2 separate regions of the Homo sapiens genome follow, and region 1 is linked to region 2. The links are chromatin loops, found by intact Hi-C in ENCODE. Cell type or tissue: PC-3. All regions are shown on one strand. Each heading gives the region's core, and the rest is flanking DNA. Links, peaks and the distances in the headings are about the cores only.

Evidence for each region. Peaks named below come from ENCODE experiments on the same cell type or tissue, not always from the same donor. Only the 100,000 strongest peaks of a DNase experiment are listed, where the experiment ranks them.
Region 1: a loop joins it to region 2, with 2.7 times the contacts of the local background. A loop is called at or near these places in 2 of 110 quality-filtered maps.

Annotation. Positions count from the first base shown.
Region 1 is chr18:2,407,344-2,416,191 of GRCh38, forward strand. No RefSeq gene overlaps it. Among named protein-coding and RNA genes, the nearest start is that of METTL4, 160 kb to the right of the region's middle. RefSeq lists a silencer at 5,753-5,953. In PC-3, for the core only: no CTCF peak of the experiment used is centred there; DNase peaks (open chromatin) are centred at 3,548 and 4,228; H3K4me3 peaks cover 1,243 bases; H3K27ac peaks cover 4,079 bases.
Region 2 is chr18:2,537,001-2,545,848 of GRCh38, forward strand. METTL4 (methyltransferase 4, N6-adenosine) reads right to left here. Exons shown (of 9, transcript NM_022840.5): 7 at 7,653-7,759; 8 at 7,195-7,286; 9 at 530-2,145. The coding sequence ends at 2,000. Among named protein-coding and RNA genes, the nearest start is that of METTL4, 30 kb to the right of the region's middle. In PC-3, for the core only: a CTCF peak has its summit at 5,122 (motif pointing left); a DNase peak (open chromatin) is centred at 5,131.

The sequences.
Region 1 (8,848 bases), core at 391-8,390, 130 kb before region 2:
TCAGACTTAAACTCTGTAGTTATACTTCTCCAGAGTCTCCAATAGTCTCTCAGTGTATGTTTCACTTATTTTTTTATTATCATCCCTAAAAAAGACATCCACTCATGTTTTACTGGAAGTTAGTAACAGTGTTAAGGTCCTTTATACTTTTGGTATTTCAGTAAGAAGACTCTCTATTAATTCCCAATTAACTCGCTGACTGCCTTTTGCCACCCGCCAGATTTTCTTTTTTTTTTTTTTTTTGAGACCGAGTTTCACTCTTGTTGCCCAGGCTGGAGTGCGGTGGCATGATTTTGGCTCACTGCAACCTTCGCCTCCCTGGTTCAAGTGATTCTGCTGCCTCAGCCTCGCACGTAGCAGGGATTATAGGCGCCCGCCACCACGCCTGGCTAATTATTTGTATTTAAAGCAGAGATGGGGTTTCACCATGTTGGCCAGGCTGGTCTTGAACTCCTGACCTCAGGTGATCCACCCACCTTGGCCTCCCAAAGTGCTGGGATTACAGGCGTGAGCCACCTCACCTGGCCACCACCCACCAAAGTTTCTATGCCTTGCCTATTCAGTTTAAAATAAAGAAGTATTTGACCTCTGCTCATGCATGAAAAGATCAGAATTTATAATTTCTGACTGACCTTCAAATTTATTCCAATGTTAACTTTCAGCAAGAGGAACAAAGTAGTTGAAAAATAAATATTTCTTATAACAGCAAATCTGCTATAGGTGCTCAAAAGGCAAAAAAAAAAAAAATCTGTAAAGCACAGAACCACTTGCAAATGGCAAAAACCACAATGTTTGTTCTTTTAAGGAGAATCACATTATCAGTGAAGAATATCAATCACATTTGCTACAAAAGCATTTAAAATATTTTCTCAGTTTGATATCCCAGTTCTCAAATTACGTTCCAAAAACTGAAACAATTCTGATATGTTTACATGCCATTAAATGAACTAATGATTTATTCTCTACTAAAATATTAACCAATATAGCTAATCCTAATGGAATAAACTATAATAAATTTTAAAATTTACAATCTATCTGCCCTAATAATTTTTGGCCCATGCATAATGTAGGCATTTAAACCAGGTATTCTGATTATTTGCTATGTTGCCTGTCTCCTTCTCCAAGCCTTCTCGTGAATAATCACTCTCTCCACCCCCGTGAATATTCTTTGTGCATTTACTAAATCAGAACAGCAGAGCATAGTGCCTAATTGCTTTTTCATTTTCTTGCTATTATTCTTTTTTCCTTAACTCAGATACAGGCTTCTTGAAGACATGGTATATACCTTTAAAGCCTTTTCTGATATCCCAATCATTAACCAAAAAAAAAATTAAAAAATCATCTACAGAAGCCACACTTGCCTTCATTACAGAATTACCCAACCCCTAATGGCTCTCCTCAGGAAGCTCTGCACCTGTGGTTAAAGAGTTCTGTCTCTGTTAGAAATCTTTTTATTGCAAATGGGGGAAGAACATCTCCAACTAGTTTAAACAAAAAAGTATTTTCTACTCATGTAAAAGTCCACACGATGTCGTGACTTCAGATACAGCTTTCTTCAGGACTCAGGTGATATCCCCTCTTTTCTTCACTTTCTTTGAGTTGACTTCATTCTCAGGCTCCCTGCAGTGATTCTTGCAACTTGGGATTCCCAGATCCACCACACACAGTCCAGTGCCGGAAGGAGAGGCCAACAAAAGCTCAAAAAAAGTCTTTGGCTAAGTCCTCTTGGTTGAGACTGGCCAGGTTGGCAGGTGCTGATAGCTTAGCTTGGGGAAAGCCTCCAGCTCTGGAGCCCAGGGCTCCAGACTCAAAACTTGCAGGCTAAGAGGGAAGACAGAGTGGCTTCCAGGAAAAACTGTGGTCAGAGAACAAGAACAAGGAGGGAAAAGACCAGTCCATAGCCACTTGTAGTATCGCATCCCCTTGTGACTTTTAGATGCCCAATAGCAGTATTCGTCTGAGGCTTCCGTATTATGCTGCCGTGATGTTTCCTAGTGGCAAACACCTATGGGACTATCAAACAGAATCTTTGTTTGTTCTTCCAGAAACAATTTTCAAAGCAATGTAATATAAAATGTATAAATATACCAATAGTGTATCTAGACTTCCACTGACTTTCAGTGTGTTCTTCTCAAGCTCTCAATATAATAAAATTATGTGATTTTTTTCATTATCTGTTTTTTGACATTATGAACAACTATAATGCCATAAATAAAAACCTTTTGTTAATTCATAAATATTAATTTGTTGTATTGTCTTCAATTCTTTTTTTTTCTTTTTTTGATAAGAAGTCTTACTCTGTCACCCAGGCTGGAGTGCAGTGGCATTGTCTTCAATTCTTAATAGGGATTCTAAAATACTTCCTTGAGGTAACGGTTCTTTTTTTTGAGATGGAGTTTCACTCTTGTCACCCAGGCTGGAGTGCAATGGCACGATCTCGGCTCACTGGAACCTCCGCCTCCTGGGTTCAAGCGATTCTCCTGCCTCAGCCTCCCAAGTAGCTGGGATTACAGGTGCACACCGCCACACCTGGCTAATTTTTGTATTTTAGTAGCCATGTTGGCCAGGCTGGTCTCAAACTTCTGACCTCATGTGATCCCCCCACCTCAGCCTCCCAAAGTGCTGGAATTACAGGCATGAGCCACCGCGCCCGGCCCTGAGGTAATACTTCTTGACTCGTAATTTTAGTTATATTTACTTCATTTAACATGGCACTAAAAGCTCCCACACAGAGGGGAACATGTTACAGCCTGCTGTTAATGTCTCCCCTGATCCTAGACACCTTTCTTAAGAGGTCCATTCCTTTCAACACTTTCAAGCCAGGTAAACACGTTCACCAGTGTTACTGCCTTTTTCTCTATTGTAAACACTTGAGAAATATGTTAAATGTCATTCTATCATTTCCTCTTCCTCTTGCTTCCCTTTAAATGTTTTGGTAGAAAATACTTTTCCCAGAAATATAACTGAGTTTATTCATCTTTAAAACCGTATCTTTGCATACTATAGAATATTTTTAGGCAATGCCAAGGATTTTTTGTTTTTTTGCCTCTCATCAATTTCTTCTCACATTTACTCTTTTTCATAAAGTTGACTTCTTTTTCATTCAAACTTCTGTCAGATTTCTACTTGTTCTCTCTTCTTTCCCTTAAGACTTGTTTAGTACCTTCTAAAAGATGCCTTCTCCAAACAATTTTTCAGAAGACTAAGATGCTGCTTAAACCTAAAACCACAGTCTTAAAATTATTTTTATTTTTCATCCACATGCAAATTGAAAGACGTGGAGTCATGAAATAAAATATTCTTAAGCTTATTAATATTTTATGTTTACATATACATATGCGGTGAGTCCCAAAATAGTATTTTAAAGTGCTGGATGTTTTTGCCTATTGATTTTAATTAAGTGTACTTTAGGTTGTCTGGATTGCAAGTAAGACAGAAAGGAAAATAGATGAAAAAAATCACAAGCAAGCTTTTTATTCCAGTTCTTGGGGAAAAAACTAATAAGCCACCTCCACAGTGAATTTCTAGTGAGTCATTAACCAGGGATTTGTTGCCTTGGTTACTGAGCCAGGTAGAGATTCCAGTAAAAAAGCAATGTGACCTATAGCTCAAGAAACTGAAGAAGTGAAATTTCTGCATGATGATATTTGCAGTTACTACAGAAAGAAATGAAAAGAGTAAAAAGTATATGTTAAAAGGGAAAAAAAGATTACTTCGATTTTTGACCCCATGTCAAAGATGTTTACAACCACACAACACACACTTTTAAGAATAACATTTCAGTGTTTGTTTCCTTGTGAAATATTACAAGACATAAACCATTTCCAATATATGAGACCTGTCCCACCCTAGAAAACAAAGCACTTGACTCGTCAGTGGTGAATGGACGACATTCCTTTGGTAGAGAATATTGCAGTAACATACATTTACAAGATAAGCATTCAGAAAGCAGAATAATTGGATAGATTTTCCAGGCAACCTATCTCTGTGGCTTTTCCATCACACCGTATCAAAAATTTAAATTACCTGAAGATTGGTACCAAATCTAGAAGCAAAGCAATAACAAAAGGAAGAATTCGAAAGCAAGACTTCAAGCATCATCCTCATCTTTGGCTGTAACTGGCTTTTTCACTAAACTCAGAATCATACTGAAGATATTGATGGTCTACTAACCAACCTCCAGAGATGGCAGAGATTACAATATCTGTGATGATTCATTTTGTTCTGTTTCTCTGGAGAACCCTGACTAATACATTATCCAAGTCCTACTTCCTGCTCTTTTCTGCCAATACTCCAAGCCACACCAGTTTACACTAAAACCAAAATCCAATGGTAGAAAGTAAAAGACTGGCAAAGTCACCACTATCTTATGGATGAGAATAGGACATTTAATAAGAAACCACAAAAATCATAAATTTTGCCAACAACCAAGGCCATGACATAGGCAATAGGACAGCTTCTGTGAAACTGCATGAGCCTCAATTTCCTCCAGGAAATTGCCCAGGAGTAATCATATCCCCTCCAGAAGATAGATTCTTACCAAACTCAAATGAGGTAATACATATGAAGCTCTGGTTAGATAAAAATTGGTATCTTTTCTTTTCTCTTGTTTCCCATCTGGATCTCTTTTACCTCCATTTTTATTTAAAAGATCTGGTTTCCTAAAAGGTTTAAACTTAGAACTCTAAAATTTAAAACATTTTCCATGTACATTCTGGAAGGGCTATTTTTTTCGCTAAGTGCAGTGTCACTATTGACTATTGGTCTGCAACCCTCCTTCAACACATACAAACAAATACTTTGAAACAAAACTGGAAATAAAGGATAAAAGGGAAACAAAACTGGAAATAAAGGATAAAAGGGTAGACAGTGTTGGATCAAGGTGTAAATTCCTAAAACATTTACGTTGTTTAATCCATGCCCAAACTTGAATGCATCATGTAGGGCTCACAGTAGATCTTACAGCCCAGACATGAAGCATTCATGATCAAAATATATTCTCAACCATAAATTACCCTGGGCTTACAATCGTCCCACCATCCTCCTATGTTTAATTGCAGGATTTCTTTCACCATCATTAATCCAATTTGGGAAAGGCTTAAAGTACTCTATTCGAGCTAAGCACCGACTGAGTTAAATGAGATGAATGTTTGGCATCTGTGGTTTATTGCAAATTCAACAGAGGGTGATGAGATTTGCTTTATTCCCAGTCTGGCTTTATTGAGGCTTCTCTTTTTATGAAAGTAATGGGCTTTCTGCCTTTATTTCCTGTCAAAGTTCTTTAATGCTTATTACTTGATATTTATTTGTCCTTTAGCTTTCAGAGGTGGCCAGCTCCTAAGATGTTTAAATATACTGCACAGAATTTGAATTTTCTGGGATTTTTTTCTTTTTTCTATTTTTCAAAAAGGTTAGTTCTTCGTAAGAATTATTTTACTGTTAGTGATAACAAAATGGTAAAAATACTTCTGGGGCTTTTAACTCTGCTTAGTAAAACTATCTTTTTTGTACTTTCTTCATGATTCAAATACCACATTATATTTACTATATATGGGATGATCTTTAGATATTAGCCAATACAATTAAAGACATATAATAATCATATTTGAAAGTATCCATTTTACAAACAACAATTTCATTCTATGATTTTCTACATTTTCGTATAGAAGTCTGTCATAGGTAATGGACTTTTGGCCTATTTTGTGTCAGGCACTGAGGAAGTAAAACAAAAATATATGACATAGCTTCTGCTTTCAAGGGGTTTACAGTCTCCCAGAAGCGAAAAGCATATAAACAAGTCATTATTATATCATCTTGGCAGAGTTTTCCTGGAAAAACCGCCTGAGGCAGGATGAAGCTCTGAAGATTTATTTGGGACATACAATCCCAGGGAAACAAGGGGAAGGAAAACTGTAAGTAAAGCTGGAGGGATGAGAAGCAATGCAAAGTGATGCACTACTGCGCTAGCAACTGCTTCATAAGGAACTCCAAAGAGACACAGCCGATCACTTTCAGGGCATTTGCTCAGCTACTCAGATGCGTCCAGACACACTCTGCACAGAGACTCTTTGCCTAGGGGAAAAAAAAAGCCCATGGAAAAAGAGGATATTTTTCTATCTGGCCTCCTCCTATTTCCCACTGGTTAACATTGACGCTGTGGAGAGTGAATTCCCCTGACCATCATCTTGCACCAGGTGCAAGCCCTTGGGCAGTCCATGGGCAGGCAGATGTGGCATGCAGCTGGTGGCCCTGTTCAGAGGTGGCCTGTAGGGTAGGGGCTGAAGCAGATCTCATAGCTCAGGAGCTCGGAGGGAGGGTGAGCCCCAAGACTGCACAGGCACCAGATGAATCGACACAAACAGGATGGCAATGAAGAAAGATAAAAATGTTAGGAAAACCCAGACAAGGAGCAACTGAGGAAAGCTGAATCTGTGACTAAAAAAGCAAATTCATGAAATTAAGTTTTTCATTGAAAGATTATATGCATATTATATACACCTCATAAAAGCTAACATGTGGCCTGGTGGTTCTTGGAATGATCCACGTTGTTCAATTTTAAGCCCTAAGTCTGTACTAATGCCATGGCTATATTTCTCTAAGAAGAAATCTCAGCTTACCTGGGGGCAGTGGGCTCAACCAAGGCTATGGTTTAGAGGAGGAACTGATAACCCCATTGACTGCTACCATCAATCATGTCAGAAATGTCAGTCACTTTCCAATGGTGAAAATTAACACTGACCTGTTTCATTTTCTAAGACAGGTGGTGCGCCCTCTTTATCATGTCTTCCCCTTGTTCCTTTGTGATGTTTTTATTCTTTCCTAGGTAAATTCCCTCAGAAGAGAAAATAAGCAAAGTCAAAAATTCCCTCAGAAGAGAAAATAAGCAAAGTCAAATATAGAATGACAGCTAGTCTATCTAGGATTTTTGGTCTCAAGATTCTATGATTTAACATAAGCTGTAGCTTTTAAAATTCAGGTGCCCCATATGGGCTGCTGATGAGAATTCAATTTGTGACTCTACTAAGTCATTCTCTCTTACTAAGTGTGTGAAAGTGTAAGTAGATTAGAAAAAGTTTAAATAGCAAAGTCAGCTTTATTAATTCAGCACAAATGGTTTGTATACATCCTGAGCACCTATGTCTTCACCATGAAAAATACATGTCTTTTTAGATTTTTTAAACTTCTATTTTTTTCTGCAACTCATACTATCCTTATTAGGCACCTATGTGCCTAATAGAACATTGCAATGTTCTACACATTATAAGTGGTTCCAAAAGAAATGAATCTCATCCTTTATAGAGCTCACTGTCTAGTTAAGGAGACAATCTAGCATCAGAATATCAAGGATGGAAGTTACTATGGAGATTTGCTAAGGCCAAAACATTTCCCTGAAACAGTTAATAATATAACTACAGAAAATAAAAATAAGCAAAACAGACAACTGTCATAATAGTTTGAATATTTGAGAATGCCTGTTTGAGAAGTTGAAGGAGATTAATAGAAGTAGTGAGTGAGCTGCAACCTGAAGAATGCCCAGATCTTAAATGTATAAAGCAGGAAGGCAAAGGACAGCCCAGTTACAATAAAAGAGCATGCGCAAAGGAACCCAGAAAAAAATGAACCCAACAAGGTCTCAAGACAATGGGGACACAATCCAAAGCAGTGGGCAGAGCAGAGGGTGCTGGTTGGGGAAGAACAGGGAATAAAACTGGTAGGATGAGAGGGGGAAAGATTTGAAAATCCAACCCACTATGACATAGATTTTTAAACACACATTAAACCCTATAGACTAATTCTCCAGCTAACTTTTTTCAACCTTGATAACCTTCCAGAAGTCCAAACTCAAATCACTAATGGTATAGTGAATGGCAAGACCTGAAGTAGGTGCCTGAAAACAGGAAAAGCCTATATAATTCCAAGCGACAGTATGGATAACACTGCATCATCTAGACTATGCACTCCTGTGTATTTTAAGAATCCCTGGAATAATGATTTATATATTCAGAAAGCACAGATTTTAACCAGAGGTCTCCACTTTTCTTTCCCAACACACACGCATGACTTTTGGGGGGAAAAATGCCTAAGACCATTTACTAAGATGCAAAACATTCTCTCTCTCGTGGCATGGGGAAAATTGCATCTATTGACCCTTCTTCGTGTTTCTAAGGTTTTTATTAACAAAGCATGGAAATAAATTCTTTGTAACCTCAATCTGAACTTTTATTATTGGGATCTCATCTTCACATATGATGTTCTCTTAATTGCTGGAATCTAGGAGGTAATTTTAATTCTAGATTATTGTAACTTGAACATGACCCAGGTAAATTATACATACATGGTAAATCTCATGGATAGTGTTACTGAAAATCTTTAGAAAGTAGACATGTGGTTTGCAGGAGACTCATACCCACAGAAGACTTTAGACGTAATTACTGCTTTTCTGATGTTATTTGGTCTGGAATTTGATGACAAACTGAAGCCACATTCTGCTACCACCTGAAAAGATACGTTGATGGTTGGGCCTTGGCCAGGCCACTTATTGGCCTGATGACACATTGACAAATATAACCCCAAAGTGAGTGTTCATGGCAAAGCAAGAATTGCCATTTGTGGTGGTGCATGGACCCTTGTGCGCTTATGTGGCCTCACCCCCAGCCTCCTGCTATCAAATACAAGGAGCCCATTGGCTCCCCACTCTCCAGGTTGACTGCTGTTTGAACACAAGAGCTGAGGGGAAGCTGAGGACCTGTACCCATTCATTTACCTGATTCCTTATGTCTTGCTTTTTTTTGCAAAGCTTCTTTGCCAATTTTGTAGTAACCCCACATGAATGGAAATGAAGCCACAT
Region 2 (8,848 bases), core at 561-8,560:
ACAAATGTTAGCCGCACCCCTTTGCCTAAGCATTATTACCAAGAGTCCTAAAAGACCTTAAGCCTGTAAAAAGAATGTGATAGAAAAAAACCCCACAAAATTCTTACAAGTTATAAAAATAATATAGGAAGGTCTGAATGAAAACGCTCTAAAATATGTAAGTCCAACAGGTCAGTTGGCTAAACCAACTGTAGTAATGAAGTCAAAGTTTGATGTTCATCTTCCTTCATTTTTGTTCTACAAGGTATGTTATTAAAATTTGCAGACTCCTTTGTTTAAAAGGAGCCCAATAATTAAACTGGTGTTAAAACAAGGTCCAGAGGTTTCACAACTTCGGAGTAAAGCTAAAACTAGTACTCTTGCAACGTGAATAATAGACTCATTGAATTAAGATTCTCTCTTTTTTCTTTCAGTACCCGTGTTTATGATGCAAAAATAAAAGTCCAAAAACTTGGTGAGGATAAAATGTTCCCACAAAGTATATAAAATCTATAAATACCAAAAGAAGCTGGAAAGAATTCAAATGAGATCATGAGAAGTTTGCTTCAAGTTTAATACCTTTTTCCTTTTAAATAACAAGTTAGAATAGCTCCATAAATACAAAATTAAGCCTCTGATACTATACTCACACACTCAAAGGATGAACAAACTTCAAAAATAACATATTTTTCTTTGACAAAATCAGTAAATTGGCAAGCTTGTCAAAGAATCATTTCAGTCTAACATTTTACTTAGTGGATAAATATTTGTCAACAATCTGTAAATAGTATAAATGCTTTTCTCAAAATGCTACGTGAAAGAAGCCAGGCACAATAGATTACACATTGCATGATTCCATTTATATGAAATTCTCAAACAGCAGAACTAATGATAGAAAGCAAACCAGTGTTTGCCAGGGGCCAAGGATAGGAGCAGGGGATTGACTGCAAAAGGAAAAATGAGAAGTTTTCAGGGTAAAGAAAGTGTTCTGTATCATGATCACTGTGGCAGACAGACAACTGTATATATGTTTTCAAAATTCACTGAATTTGACACTGAAAATTGGAGAATTTTGTGAAAATTATACCTCAATTTTTAAAAAGTCAATACATAATAAATCAATATGCATTTCAAAGAATCATTTCAGTCAAAATATTTTACTTGGTAGACAAATATTTATTTGTAGAAAATCTATAAATAATATTTTTTTCACAATCACACTGTTTACTTGCTGCCATGTTTATTATAAGGAATAGCTTTTCATTTTCTTCTAGAAAAACAAGCAAAACCAGAAAGTGCTTGGAAAGTGACCTTGAATGCAATTTAAAACCCTACAAAAATGCTGTATAAACTCAGTATACTAATGCAGTATTTGGCAGATCTTTGAATATTTTCTCCAGAACATAACAGTATACCAGAGGTTGCAAATTCAGGTCATACAAGGGCCAAGTGGATGACATAAGTGAGCAGCATGGTGGCAGTGGTACTGTGGCAAAGTGGAGAGCACAAGGCTCTTCCCAAGTGAGCCACCACCGCTTGGTCCTGCAGACTGATGCCAGGAAAGAACAAAGGCCTCTGTGTAGCCAGAGCCTCTGATGTTTAAAAAGAAGCAGAAATCTGGACTTTAATGTGAAATAGCCCCATTTTTTAGAATAATGGTTCTAAGTGTTTTTTACAACACTGTATGGGTCACACAAAACACATCCATAGATAGGATTAAGACCTCTGGTCCACGGTGTATGTTTTCTGAACTTTTTCAATAGCATGGTCTTGCCGTCTTTATAACTGCTTACCACTTAATTTGTATAGTCTAGAATAACATAGAATGTTAGTGCAACTCAAGTAAAATTCATCTTAAAATTACATGAAGGCTAGTCACTTCTGGTCCCTTACTGAAAAAAACAAGTCCTGTTTATATTCTAAGAATATGGGTTGGTAACAAAATAAAAAAATGACTTAGAATTAAGGGAAAAGTGGTGAGGAAACAATGAAGAAACCACTACTTTAATCAAGATCATAGTCAGCTTCCAGACTCCACAGCAATAAAATAATCCACATGCTGAAATTTGAGAACTTCATTGCCCCAACTAGTCCAACCTGGCTGTAAATTTCGAGCAAACAACTCCAAATATTCCCCATCTGGCTTGATGTAGTCTTTTAAAACCTCTGTTTAAAAAAGAGAAAAAACACAAAAATTATTATTGAGGAAGGAATCCACTTCCTTTTAGCAGTTAAGAGTAGAAACAGAGAAATATTTCATTTTGTTCTTAAAAGACAGCAAATTAATTTCAAGGATTTCATCACAGGCTTTACTATTTATAGTTAGAAAGCCATTTAAAATAAGTACCCTTGAGACTGGGAACAATATCATCTGAACTTCCATAGTCCTGGTTTACTGGTTTCATTTGTAGATGAGAAATGAGGACTTTAACACCTACTAGGTGACTTTTCAGTTTTCCAATACTGCTGATATATCTCCTGAGTATTAACTTTATTTATTTAATTTTTTTTTTTTTTTTGAGACAAGAGTCTCGCACTGTCACCCAGGCTGGAGTGCAATGGTGCAATCTCGGCTCACTGCAACCTCCACCTCCCGAGTTCAAGCAATTCTCCTATCTCAGCCTCCCAAGTAGCTGGGATTACAGGCACACGTCGCCACTCCCAGCTAATTTTTTGTATTTTAGTAGAGATGGGGTTTCACCGTGTTCCCCAGGCTGGTCTCGAACTCCTGACCTCAGGCAATCCACTCGCCTCGGCCTCCCAAAGTGCTAGGATTACAGGCAGGAGCCACCGCACCCAGCCAATTTATTTTTAATAAATATAACCCATACATGAAAAAGAGCTCTAAAAAAAATTGAAAAACAACCCATTTAAAAAAAAAAAAGACAAAAGTCTGTCTGCAATATAAACTTTAATAAAATAATAATAAATGAAGAGCTGGATAGAGATAGAAATACTGAGAACAAATAACTAACATTTAAATAACTAGCCCCCTTAGCAGTAAATTGGTAGCACTAAAAACATTTCTTCATTTTCAAATTATAGATCCTTCTTTACCTAAAATTTCATCATGGTACTTCCACAGTTAAGTATTCCTTGTATTATTCAATGTATTAATAACTACTGAACATTGTATTTTGTTGGGGAAAGAGCTGTAGGCTAAAGAGCTGTTGTCTACACTAAAAGAAAAGAAGAACACAGAAACTTTTTGAAAAGCACATGTTCACTCAATTGGATGACAAATACTTAAATCAATTTAATCTTGATCATGCTGCTGGTTAGCTATGCTAACCACCTAATAGGAATTTGGTATAAAATTCAGATAAGAAAAATCACTAGAAAAGGTAAAATATGGTTCATAATTGCTATGTAAGATTGCGCTTGGAAGAAATCTATCAAATTTAGGAATGATAAGGGTTCTTTAGGAATACTAGAGACAGGTAAGGTTTAAAAGAGAATATATCAAATATTTTAGGTTTCATCATGTTCTTCAGTTGCTCTCACAGCAAAATACTTGTTCATCTGTCAGAAAGTACTGGTCCTGTTTAGCAAAAATCAAAGAAGAATTAAAAGGTTTCACTGTCTATAATTCAAGTGAACTCAAATTTGGGCTTTGATGGGTTCTAGGAGATACTGGCACGAAGGCTTCTAACCCTTTCCTAAGTGCATAAATTAAATGCTACTAACCTTGAAAGAGAAAGATTTCCCTAGAGTCTTGGAGGAAATAACCCCACATGGAAGAACTTTTCCATTTTCTTCCCATGAATTTAACGCCTCACCAGCCTCAGTTCACTTTAATGTGGTCTCAGGTTACGCTGAAGAAAGGTTTTGTTTGTTTTTGTTTCATTTGTTCAGATTTTTGGTACGAAGATGTTAGCAACCCTATTTTAGAAATTTAAACTGGAGTCAGCCAGTCAAAAATGTTTCCTCTTCTGAGCACCCACTATAATCAGTGTTATAAAACTTAAACAAAGGAAGCAGAATATCCATGTTTTATGAGAGTTTACAATCTAATGGAAAATAATGGCCAGGTACTTGGATGGAGTGGAAAAATACATACAACCTAAACCCATTTACTGCCATCCTATTTTCTCAATGTAGTAAGTTTTTGCATGGTTCTTTTCCTTTCTAGTTAAGAAAAACAGAATATTAAGTTGTGTTTTTATAATGTTAACTACAATTATTTTATTTCAAAATAAGGGAGAAGAAATAAAGGCAAATTAATAAAAATGGATTATTCTGGTTTTTAAATATTAATTTAAAAATAAATGTGAATGTATAAATTTAAACATGAGTATGACACATAAACTTCAACAATTACATAACATCTGGAGTTAGTAAAACACACTTTAACTAATGGAGCGGATGCAATCTGTGCACAGCTAGTCATTTCGTTTTTGCTCTGAAAGCATGGGGCAGGAGTAAGAGAGAAGTGGCCCAAACATCAGTGCATATAATCCCATCAACTAAACTTCACTCTTCAGATGGAAACTGTTAGTATGTAAAGCAGTAAAAAGAAGTGGAAATTCCTCTAAGGTAAAATGTGAAAGCTAAAATTTTGATTTAAATACTTTATTTCATGATTTTCCTACCTTAAATCTTCAAACAATATCACTTTATAATGTTAGGTTGTAAACCATAGCTATTGATAGCTTATCTTTCAATCGGAGAAAATTTCAAAACTTATGCAAATGTATCATTTTGAAATGCCATATGCTACCAATGTGGTCTCCTACATTTTGCAACAGAAATAACCAATTAAACTTAAAAAAAAAAAATCAGGGTGTTTCTAAATACAAAAGAGAAAACATTTCATTTTATTAATTTGCATAAAACAGTTTAAGAATATTTAAATGTAAAAGCTGTAAGCATTATATACAGAATATATATCATCCCAAACCCCTAGAGTTATGATTTCAGGGTAAAATATACTGCAGAAATCTGAGAGATGCTTTCTGAAATATATAGAAACATGAACTATACTAAAAATATATACAGTAACATGAACTCAAAAATAAAATATTACAATATTTCCTATCACTACTTAACCAAAACATAAGATTTTATATATATATGGAGTTATTCAGATGTTTCCTCCAGAATCTAACTTTTGTCTTTAAATGTTTTCAATGCTAAAAATGTGTTTGTGCTGCTCTCTACTGGGAATGAGGAAGAACTGCATTTCAAAGATATAAGCTGTAATGCTTTAGGGCAAGACTCATTTTTTTTTTCTTTTATTATTATACTTTAAGTTTTAGGGTACATGTGCACATTGTGCAGGTTAGTTACATATGTATACATGTGCCATGCTGGTGCGCTGCACCCACTAACTCGTCGTCTAGCATTAGGTATATCTCCCAATGCTATCCCTCCCCCCTCCCCCCACCCCACAACAGTCCCCAGAGTGTGATGTTCCCCTTCCTGTTTATTCACTATTTTAAAACCTGTCTCCTGAGGCTCATCTTTAAATATAACTTTATTTTATTTTAAAGGAATTGACAAATAGTTTACTATCATTTCAGAATGAAAAGTTTATGGTCTTAGCTTTTGAATTTTTAAAAGAAAAAAATAAGGTTTGAGACAAACACTAGCTTTGTTACCAAGTGATAAATAAAATTCAAATGAGAGGAATACATATACATATATAATCAGGTATTACTAGTGCCAAGTATAATTTTTTTTTCATGAGGAACAATGCAATCTCACTTTCACTTGAGTTATATATTAAAGCATTAAAGGTCTATGACAGTCCGAAGCATAAGGCAATCGATTATTCACTGAGAATCCTTCTTAGTCAAAGAATGGATTATCAGGTAGACATCTGTATATGTCTCAAATGAAGTAATACTATAAACACCCTTCTAGAGGCTGGGTGCGGTGGCTCATGCCTGTAATCCCAGCACTTTGGGAGGCCGAGGCGGGCGGATCACTTGAGGTCAGGAGTTTGAGACCAGCCTGGCCAACATGGCGAAACCCCGTCTCTACTAAAAATATAAAAATTAGGCATGGTGGCACACATCTGTAGGCCCAGCCACTCAGGAGGCTGAGGCAGGAGAATCACTTGAACCCAGGAGGTAGAGGATGCAGTGACCCAAGATCAGGCCACTGTATGTGACAGAGTGAGACTCCATCTCAAAAAAAAAAAAAAAAAAATTAAAAAAGGACCCTTCTCCATAAACTATTTAAGATAACAGAAATCCTAAGTGCTAGCAATAAAAATTCTCTAGGAATTTGTATTCACTTTCTCCATTTCCCAGGTCATAAACTGCCTCATATTCTGCAAGGTAACATAAGCTCCTGTAGTTTTCCTGAGTGGTAACTTGTAGCAGTTTTTTGTTGGTAGAAATTACCAAACCAATAAAATATGTATTCCTGAAGAAATCCTTTGAAAAGTAAACTTTGAATATCAAATTCAGTATCTCTCAAGGACTTATATTTCTATGTTTTTAAACTCTGACTTGAAAAATTTAGCATTCATTGAGCTTCTATCACATGCTACGGAACTTTAAATATAACTAATTCTCACAACTCTAGAGGACTAAATATCATTATTCCCTCTTTAAATGAGGACTTTGATACAGAAAAATATTTGAGTGACTTGCCCAACTCCCAGAGCCAGGATTCAAAATCACATTAGTCCATTTCTAAAGCCAAATTCCCCACTATTCCCTGCTGCATAGTTTCATTGAATGATAAACATTATACTAAAGCATTAAGACTAGTGAGAATTTGCAGGCTGCAGCAATTACCTGTCAATGTTCCAGAAAAGCAACACTACCTTTAAAAAAACGTAAAACTGAGAGCCACTAACCAAATATCAAGGGACTTCTGTTTCTCTGACTACTATTCTGAGTTCCTGGTTTTAGAACAAGCAAGGGATACAGCCCCGGTAGTAAAATAAAGGGTCTAGCTGAACTGCATCCTCAGATGCCCATCAGCATTCTTTGTGTCAGCCCAGTGATGGGAAGCAACTGATAGCAAGGGGAATCTGAAAAATGGTATAACTGGAAAAGCTGAGTAACATAAAACTAATCTATTCTCTATTTCATAGAGATAGGCAAATTCTGCTATGAATTCTGCTATAAAGTTTTAGAATATTCATTAACAACCTACGTCTGACTTAATTTCCGAATCTGTAGGCCGTTTAAATACTAAATGTACACTTTTTTTCAAATTTGACAAAAGTGATAACAATTCTATTTTATAAAAACATACCAGCAAGCGGTGGCTTATGTGAGTGAAGAGTACAGGGCACGCTGACAATTAATTTGTGGTCTGGAATGGGGAGCACGTTTACATCTGCATTCCTAATTAAACAGAACAAGAAAGTAAACTATATTTTAAAAAACAATTTTCTATACATAAGCCACAGCTGCATTGATTTTTGTTCTCTTTCTGTATCTGATTTTAACACAAATTTTACAATCAATGAAAGAAATTAACAATTTAAGTATTGAGACATTCCTATAATTTCATTTTCTATAATAATGACAATTACACACTAGATAAAACAAAATATAGTTTCCTGTGCCATACCATCCATTCTTTTCTACACTGGACCATTTTCAGAGTTTCAAAAACATAAACATTTTAAAAAGTCAATGATTACTAATCATTTTTAAAAGCGTAAAAATTAATACATGTATACAATTTTGAAAAATCACCTTTCCTACCTCAATGGTAGAGCAGTTTTTTCTTGAACCCTCCCCAGTATAAGACCTTCGTAGGGCTTTTTGTGTGGAGAATCTAATGGGAACACAAATTCTCCTGAATTGGTTATCTGATAGGAAGGAGCCAACAAAAGAGGGTTATTTTTTCCCATCACTATAGAGCTTCCACACACACACAAAAGAAATTAAACCTCCAGGCTAGTGATATTCAGTAAAAATACTATGTGAGCCACATTTATCATTTTAAATTTTCTAATAGAAACACCAAAAGAAGTAAAAAAAAAAATGCAATGAAATCAATTTTAATTATATATTTAATTCAGTCTAACATACTTGAAATACTGTCATTTCAATATGTAATCAATTCAAAAAAGTTACTGAGATATGTTACATTCTTTCTTTTGTACTATGCCTGAAATCCAAAGTGTATTTTATACTTAACAGTACATTTCAGTTTGGACTAGCCACATTTCAAGTGCTGAAGTGTCACATGTGTTAGTGGCTACCATATTAGACACTGCTTCTATAAGAGATTTTTATTAAATATCATATAAATATTTCAAATATAACTTCATTATCATCTTGCACATAAAACAATCTCTACTCTTAACTAAAATTGATTCCTGGAAACCATGTCATCAGTAATTTATTAGTTCATGCAAATAAACTAATAAATGAATTACTAATGAACTAATAAATGAATTGCAATATGACTAAGTAGATCATAATAACACGTTTCCCTTTAGTTACACGAGATAGTATCATTAAACATTGTCAAAGCCAAAATTAATAAGGATAGAAAGTGGGTGGTTGATAGACAATACCTAGTCCAGAGACTGGCCCTTGGCATTATAAATTCAGAAATTCAATTTCACATTTCACCCTGGGATGATCATACTCTCAAAGACTCATTTAAGCTAATCAAACTAAAAATAATTTAAAATATCAATTCATTAATTTACCATGGGAATATACATTTTCACTGTCAGAATACTGATATCTGTGAAACTCTTTATCCGATATCAATGTACCTAAACAACCAACTCAGTAATCAGAAAGTCTTTTATCTCCTCTAGGGCCAATCAGACACAGCATATCCTACAAAAAGTGCTGTATAAATACTGGCACGTTGGGTAGTTTTTATACTCAATGCACATTACCCCTCCTATCATAACAATATGTATAATTGCCTAATAAAT